3 separate regions of the Mus musculus genome follow, and regions 1 and 2 are each linked to region 3. Evidence: chromatin loops called from intact Hi-C (ENCODE). Cell type or tissue: heart. All regions are shown on one strand. Region 1 holds the start of Crk (v-crk avian sarcoma virus CT10 oncogene homolog). Region 2 has its middle 2.8 kb from the start of Myo1c. Region 3 holds the start of Ywhae (tyrosine 3-monooxygenase/tryptophan 5-monooxygenase activation protein, epsilon polypeptide).

What was found. Hi-C counts contacts between places; a loop is a spot of excess contacts. Peaks named below come from ENCODE experiments on the same cell type or tissue, not always from the same donor. Only the 100,000 strongest peaks of a DNase experiment are listed, where the experiment ranks them.
Region 1: it touches region 3 in a loop (2.0-fold over the local background); 3 of 42 quality-filtered maps call a loop at or near these places.
Region 2: a loop joins it to region 3, with 3 times the contacts of the local background. A loop is called at or near these places in 2 of 42 quality-filtered maps.

The regions. Positions count from the first base shown.
Region 1 is chr11:75,678,892-75,681,391 of GRCm38, forward strand. Crk (v-crk avian sarcoma virus CT10 oncogene homolog) reads left to right here and starts at 368. Exons shown (of 3, transcript NM_133656.5): 1 at 368-773. The coding sequence starts at 533. In heart, CTCF peaks have their summits at 572 and 1,202; DNase peaks (open chromatin) are centred at 320 and 1,000; H3K4me3 peaks cover 2,316 bases; H3K27ac peaks cover 1,672 bases.
Region 2 is chr11:75,651,999-75,654,498 of GRCm38, forward strand. It overlaps a transcript of Myo1c not described here. Among named protein-coding and RNA genes, the nearest start is that of Myo1c, 2.8 kb to the right of the region's middle. In heart, a CTCF peak has its summit at 1,433 (motif pointing right); DNase peaks (open chromatin) are centred at 733, 1,483 and 2,143; H3K4me3 peaks cover 2,500 bases; H3K27ac peaks cover 2,329 bases.
Region 3 is chr11:75,731,616-75,734,115 of GRCm38, forward strand. Ywhae (tyrosine 3-monooxygenase/tryptophan 5-monooxygenase activation protein, epsilon polypeptide) reads left to right here and starts at 1,272. Exons shown (of 6, transcript NM_009536.4): 1 at 1,272-1,476. The coding sequence starts at 1,413. In heart, CTCF peaks have their summits at 1,141 and 1,907; DNase peaks (open chromatin) are centred at 1,316 and 1,736; H3K4me3 peaks cover 1,852 bases; H3K27ac peaks cover 2,069 bases.

The DNA of each region.
Region 1 (2,500 bases), 53 kb before region 3:
AACTTCAGCTGACCTCGGGGGAAACCGAAGGAAACACGGGGAAAAGACCAGCAAGTCAGGGAGCTTTGAGGGCGACTATCATCCTCGGACCACATCATCTTTTTTAACTTCAGTCCTTTTCTTGGTGTTGCTACTTGTAGGTTCTGGGAGAAAAGACCGGCCGCTACCAATCTGTCAAACACGGATCAGTCAATTTGTAGGTTGAGGCTCCGCCCCTTAGACCTAGACTCCGCCTCCCCATCCTCCGCGGTTGGGGTCTGGGCCTGGCGGCGACGCCCAGGACGCCGCATGCGCACTGAGGGCCCCAAGGACTCCGTTTCCCTTCTCCCAATGGCGGGCGTCGGTCCCCTTCCCGGCAGCCTCCCTCGGGTAGAGGGCGCGTCATTTCCGGTGGGGAAGGCCCGCGGCCGCCGCCGCCATTTCGGGCGCTGCTGGGAGGCTGACACCGGAGCCGGTCCGCTGGGCGGCGGGCGCCAGGGCTGGAGGGGCGCGCGTGCCGGCGGCGGCCCAGCGTGAAAGCGCGGAGGCGGCCATGGCGGGCAACTTCGACTCGGAGGAGCGGAGTAGCTGGTACTGGGGCCGCCTGAGCCGGCAGGAGGCGGTGGCGCTATTGCAGGGCCAGCGGCACGGGGTGTTCCTGGTGCGGGACTCGAGCACCAGCCCCGGGGACTATGTGCTTAGCGTCTCCGAAAACTCGCGCGTCTCCCACTACATCATCAACAGCAGCGGCCCGCGCCCTCCAGTGCCTCCGTCGCCCGCTCAGCCTCCGCCGGGTGAGGGACAGGCGGGTGGGAGGCCCGGGCGGGGGTGAGGGCCGTAGAACCCTGGTCTGCTGCAGGAGGGACGTGGGCAGAGAGGGCTAGAGTGAACCTGGCGGGGGAGCTGTCTTCTGAGCAAGCTGGTTCCCACCGATGAGCGGGATTGTGGGGGAGGAGGAGCTGCTCACCGAGGCCTCTGGGTGTGCCTTGGGAGCCGGGGAAGGGGAACTGCTGCGGCCCCGGGGTGGGGCTGGGCGCCAGGGTCAGGCCCAAGGGCAGGGCAGGGCTAGGCAACTTGGGGACAATGAGTTAATGGGGATGTTACGGGGACATCATTTGGCAGTGGTACTCAGAATGGCTCTGCTAATCCTACAAGTGGCTTTTAGGCTTGAAACGTTTCCTGCAGTGTTAGAGCCGGGTTTGGCCATACTCCCCTGGTGGCCTTCGGTAGGAAGTCACCACGTACTGACTGGCTGGCTGGGAGGGATGGAGACACCCTCAGGAAGCCGGTCAGCTTTTTCCTTTCTTGGGCATTTTTCCAAAATATCTTTACCGTGCTCTTCCCTTGTGGAAGGTGGTGAACTAAGTGACTTGGTGATAGAAAAAAAATCCTTCTGTGACCAGCCCCGCGTAATTGAAGCCTAGCAGGCAAATTGTGTCCAAGAGGTTTTAAGTGTCCAAAAAAACTGCCCGCTGCAACTAGAGTTTCTAGTTTCAAAGTGATTAGTGGAGGAAGATTTTTTTCCTTTAGAAAACAAACAAACAAACAAACAAACAGGCATAAGCCAGTGAGAACAACCTTGGAAGTGAATGGCACTTCATTCTCCCTGGATTTACTTAAAAAGTGTCAGACACGTACTTCTGGGTCTTTTCTTGCTCTCTAAGTTGGTGTTGTGGTCAAAATCTTCCAGGATATGAGAACAGACCTGGCTAGCAGATAAACACCAAGAATAATTATCCCACTGTTTCCTCGTCAAGGACCATTGAGTTTTAACTGTCTTAGCTGTCTTATTGCAGTTGTCTTGGCAATGTTAAGGGAATTCATGCACTTAGCCCTTGACGTTTATGAGATGAACAGTGATTCTGAGATTTCTGTTGTCTCTGTGTATAACAGCACCAAGCTTCTTGCTTTCTGGATGTTTGAAGTGTAAGCTTTTTCCTTCTAGAGCTGAGCTAGTCTCATGAATGGAGACTCACTGGTTAGCCTTGTAGCAGACTTGCATTTTTGGGATAGCTCTAATTTAGATTTACTCCCTTTGGCCACAAAGTGGGATTCGACGGTTCTTTGTGTTAGCACACAAGTTAAGGGGAAAATTTGAGTATTGAAGTCTTTTTAGTTAACAGATATAGACCTTTCTACGTCTTGTTGTTTTTTTTTTTTTTAAGATTTATTTATTATATGTAAGTACACTGTAGCTGTCTTCAGACACACCAGAAGAGGGTATCAGATCTCATTACAGATGGTTGGAAGCCACCATGTGGTTGCTGGGATTTGAACTCAGGACCTCTGGAAGAGCAGTCAGTGCTCTTAACCATCTCCAGCCCCTTGTTGGTTTGATAATATAAAATCAGATAGGAATATTAATGCAACACAATTGCCCTAAACAAAGTAAATTCTATATTTGTGCTATCTGTAAAATAATCTATTGTTTTGTGCTAAGTGCAATAGTAAGATGAAATAGTAAGATGAAATTCAATTCTCATCCAGATTTCATAGTTCATGCTTCTAATCTTGGCACCTA
Region 2 (2,500 bases), 80 kb before region 3:
TGATCCTTGCGAAAATGCAGCGGGTGCGGGGCTCACAGATGAATGGGAGAATGAGTGGCTGGCCCACAGTTTTATTCAATTACAGCATGAGCCAGCCTCTTGCTCACACTCCCAGCCTCTGAGATTCATTCATTCATGCAAGCGCCCACCAGTGGGTTATGGAATCTCCAGCAAGTGCCTAGCTGAGTGCTTGCCTAAGACCGGAGCAGTCTCCCGGCAGTCTGACAAGGAAGCAGACGATTAGTACTTAATTTAGTAAGGAGGAGGCTGTGTGTTAGAGGAAAATAAGAAGGCGCTATGGCGAAGGTGATTCCTGAGCTGACTCTTCGGTGATGACTAAGTGAGGTGGGTAGGCCGAGAGAGCTGGGTTTAGGAAGCTGCAGGTGCAAAGCCACAGCACGTGCAGTCTCCCGTGGTTGGTGGTTGTCCGCAGGGGTACAACCAGCACCTCCTGGCTGTGTGTGGTAGTGAAGAAAGAAGGGACTGGAAAGGACTACCTGTTCAGTTAGAGATTAATCCAGGAGTAGTGCAGTAAACTGAGCCCCTGGTCAAGCGTGAAGGGCAAGCTTGGCACCCGGGAAGCGGGGAGCGGTGCTTTCTAAGCCTCCTTTCCATTAACTTGAGATGGTAACAGTGTGAGATTTGCATTTGTAAATGCCAGAGCGGAGAACCGAAGAAGGCTGTTACTTTGGTCCAGGAGAGGAGCAGGATGGAGAAGCCGGAATGAGGTTTTAGCAGGTGGTGACTGATCTGATTGGTGTAAGGGGAAGAGGACCAGCTTTGAATGCCAGCCAGGTCATGATTACCACAGCTAGAGATGCTGTCCTCCTCTCCGGGGAAGATGAGTGAATGTGAAAACTCATTTAGGGGCAAGGTGCTCTGTTTATTTTTGCTGGATTCTCCAGTAAAGAATTCTGGCAGGCCGGGCGTGGTGGCGCACGCCTTTAATCCCAGAACTCCGGAGGCAGAGACAGGCGGATTTCTGAGTTCGAGCCAGCCTGGTCTACAAAGTGAGTTCCAGGACAGCCAGAGCTATACAGAGAAACCCTGTCTCGAAAAATCACCAAAAAAAAAAAAAAAAGAATTCTGTCAGACCAAAGATTCATGGTTCTGAAGCCAGAGTGAGCATCCCCTCCCAAGTCACTCCCCCCGAAGCCTCTAAAAGTCCCTAATGGGGTAGTCGGGGCCCAGACCTAAAATGGATTTGATAATCTAAATTAAGCGAGGCATGATAGGGTACTTTTTGTAATCTCAGCACTAGGGAGGCTGAGGCAAGAGGCTGCTGAGTTCCAGGTCAGCCCGAGTTCCACAGTGAGACAAGAGTCTGCCCTGTGCCCAGCGCTGACCTGCCTGGCAGGCAGTACTGTGCTTTCCCTGTTAGCCTCAGTGAAAGTCGCCCCAGAGCAGTTCCTCCAGCCTTTCCACCAGAGGTCAGGCTCCAAAACACTGGGTAAGGGCCACTGGATGAACCAGTTCTGCTGTCAGCCCCGCTCCCCATAGTCCCAGTACACATCCGGGTAGGAAGAGCCCCAGCGGTGCTTTTAGGGATTAAGTCTTGGGTCACTCACTGGCTTAAGGTGTACTCTAGCCTGAAGCCAACCTTAAGCCCAGGGCCATGCTGTGGGGTCCTCGAGTGTTCCCCAGTTGCCACCCCTAAACATCAGTGGTCACACTACACAGGTTTCTGTCCTAGGTCACTGAGGAAAACTGTGCAGTCCTGTTAACTGTTGGGAGGGATCAGAGCAGCACTACCTTAGTTGTTTCAAAGCGGTCCTGGGTTTCAGTTCCATTCCTCGTACAAGTCTAGAAATCTTGAACGAACAAGGCTTCTCACCTACCTACTCTCAGTTCCCCCTTCTAAAATAGGATAACAACATAACTCATGGTGGTACGTCCGGCACTGACGGGAGTGACATAAGCTAAGAACACAGGAAGCGCCTGGCATGGCGGTGTCCCTCACACCCTTGGTTCCTCACTTCACTTCCCCTCTCTGGACTCACGCTCCTGTCCAGAGAGGTGGAGCAGGCTAGAAGTAGATGCCGGGACTGTGGCTGGCCTCAGGCCCGGAGGGCGGCGGCTACACGCCCTCCTTCCGATGCGGGGCGGTGGCTGCGGGGGCGCCAGCGGGCATCCTAGGAATGCGGCTGCGCCGCTCGGGATGGGTGAAGTCCGTCGGACCCCTCCACGCGCGGATTCCCCTCATTCCAGCCGCTTGACGCGGCGGGGCGGGACGGGGCGGGGCAGGGCGGGCACTGCGGCCTCGAAGCCCCTCCCCTTTCAGTGCGCTCCTCCCACCAAGACTCCTCTGGCTGGAGAGGGAGCTCAATGAGGCCGCGGTAGGGGGAGGGGAGCGAGCCCATGCTAGTGCTGGGGACTCCAAGCTCTCCCACCTCAGGTCTTCTAATGCTCTGGGGTGGACTGAAGGTCGTATCCTCTCTATGCTTTTAAACCTGGGGGCATCGTAAAGGGCGCTCCCCTTTGCCCTGTCTTTCACCCATCT
Region 3 (2,500 bases):
TAGGGTATTTTTAGTCCAGGATGGCCTGGAACTTGTGGCAATCCTTGTCTCTGCTTCCACAGTGCTGGAATTACAGGCGTGAACCACCGCTTCAGTAAGTACGGAATACTTTTCTTAAGTACAATTATGACGATGTCACCTTCCACTCAGAATCATCAAAACAGCTTGCCCAGATAGGACTATAACTCAGTGGCAAAACACACGGTGGAAGCTGTGGGGGTCAGTCTCCAGCGTTTGGACAAAACAATTCCTGTCCGTTCACAGACTAAGATGCAAACCTCTGGGCGTGTGACCTCAGGCCTTGATCCCAACCTTTTGATTTCACACTCATTTTGAGGCCCTTTTTCTGCATGGCTCAGCAGCAAGCTGATATTGAGTATAAGATGTTGAAAATCCATAAGGAAGCAGACTAGGCGTGGCCATTGCAAGTGAAGCAATCCCCATGGAGGATTATTTATTTCTAACTCATCAATGTCAATTTGCCCTTACACACCTCAGGTGCACCTTGCACTCCAAGTGAGGCAAGCCACTATGTCTCCTTTTTCCCTCGAGTGAGGGTTTCCCTTAACTAGCTGAGATTGACCACTTTTTCTTTTTTCTTTCTTTCCTTTTTTTTTTTTTTGAGATGGGGGTTTCACAATGTAGCCCTGGCTGACCTGGAATTTGCTTTGTAGATGGGACTTGATCCAAACTCGATCCTTGCGCCTCTACCTCACTAGTGTTGGAATTAAACACACTCACCTATGCTTGAAGCAAAACCAGAGATTTTAAACAAAAGTCCTATCTACGATAGGCCAAAGAGATAAAATATGGCTGGAGGGGAGAAGAAAATGCTTAAAGTATGGAAGCAAGGGAGATGATGATGCGTGAAAACTCGAGCTTTCCCTTCTTGTCCTTGTCAATTCTTTAAATTGGATGAGAAAAATGTGCTAGAATGCACAGGGCCGGTTGATCTTCAACGAGGAAGGCCTGCCGTAGCAAGAACCCATCAAGCCTGTCGCTCTGTCCCCCACAGGCCAGCCCGCGGTCGCCCCGCACGGGCTTCTGGCTAACTCCCCTCCCGCAGTCTAGGCCGACCTCGCCTCCAGCCGCTCCAGGGGCCGTTCTCCGTCGCAGTCGCAGTTCCCGCCTCGCCACAGGGCCGCCCGCTGTGCCGACGGAGGAGGGGCGTCTGTCGCGCTGGTTCCAGCCTTTTCTGGCGCCGAACTCCGGGATCCGCCCCCCCCCCCCCCCGCGCCAGTTGCCAGGGAGCGGTTGCCATAGAGCTGAGCAGTTGTCCGCGTGCGCAGGCGGAAGTCCCGGATTGAGGCGCCGCCATTTTTCCTGCTCGGACGCGGAGCGAGAAGCTGAGAGAGTCGGAGACGCTATCCGCTTCCATCCGTCGCGCAGACCCTGCCGGAGCCGCTGCCGCAATGGATGATCGGGAGGATCTGGTGTACCAGGCGAAGCTGGCAGAGCAGGCCGAGCGATACGACGGTGAGTCGGGGGGGTGTCGGGGGGCTGGAAGTCTCGGACCCTCCGCCGCCGCCCACAGAGGCCGGGAACCGGAGACAAAATGGCGGAGCCGTCTCGGAGCCCGGCTTGGGACGTGGGTCGGGAAGCAGGCCGAGGCCTGCGGGCTCCCGGCGCGGTGGGAGTCCCCGGGCCTAGGGATTTGACCCCTCCGGTGTCCTTAGCTTGCAGGCGCTCGCCCGCCAGCAGGCCGGGGCGGAGGGTGGAGGAGTTGGTTGTAAAATGGCGGCTGGAGGGGGAGGGCGAGTCCCCGGGCGGGGGAGGGGGGAGGAGATGGCGGGTGCCGGCTCCCGGCGTGCGATCCCCACGGGAGCCCTCGGGAACCGCGGCGGGGTGTGGAGGAGGACACTTGGGTGGGGCGATGTGAGGAACGGTACCGGTCGCTCGGGAGAGGGCGGCATCGAGGAGCTGTAGCGCTAGGCGCCTTTCGGGGAAATATGGCGGGTGGGGGCGGTGGCTTTTCCCCTGAGGCCCAGTGTGGGGCGGCGGCCGTGGAGCCTCACAAAGGAGAAGCCTCTGGAACGGACGGCTTCTCGGGGCCGGCGGTGGAGAGGAGTCTTCTGGTGAGGGTGGAGTGTTTGGAAATCACTGCAGAGCCTCCCTCCTTGGGTGGAGGCGAGCTGAGATGCTGCGATTGGATTTCTTCCTTTGGGCCGACACACCTTGGAGTTGAGAGTTTGGGGGGCTTTTTAGCCTCGCCTTCTTCCGGGGAGGTGCAGAACCTCACTCCTACCCCGTTTGTTCTTACCCAGGATATCCTAAAGTTGCTGCGGGTTTTTTTTTTCCCCCTTCTGTCCCCATCCTTCATAGGCACGGAGTTCTGATGGCTAGAATACAGGAGACCAGGCTTGCCAGGATTCCTTAGTACGAATTTCCCTTTGCAGAGTCAGTGCCTCAGTTTACCCGTTTGTAAAATTGACGACTGTACTATTCACACTCGTCATTATGAAGTATGGAAAGACCTGCTGAGAAATGGTTAATTCAAATA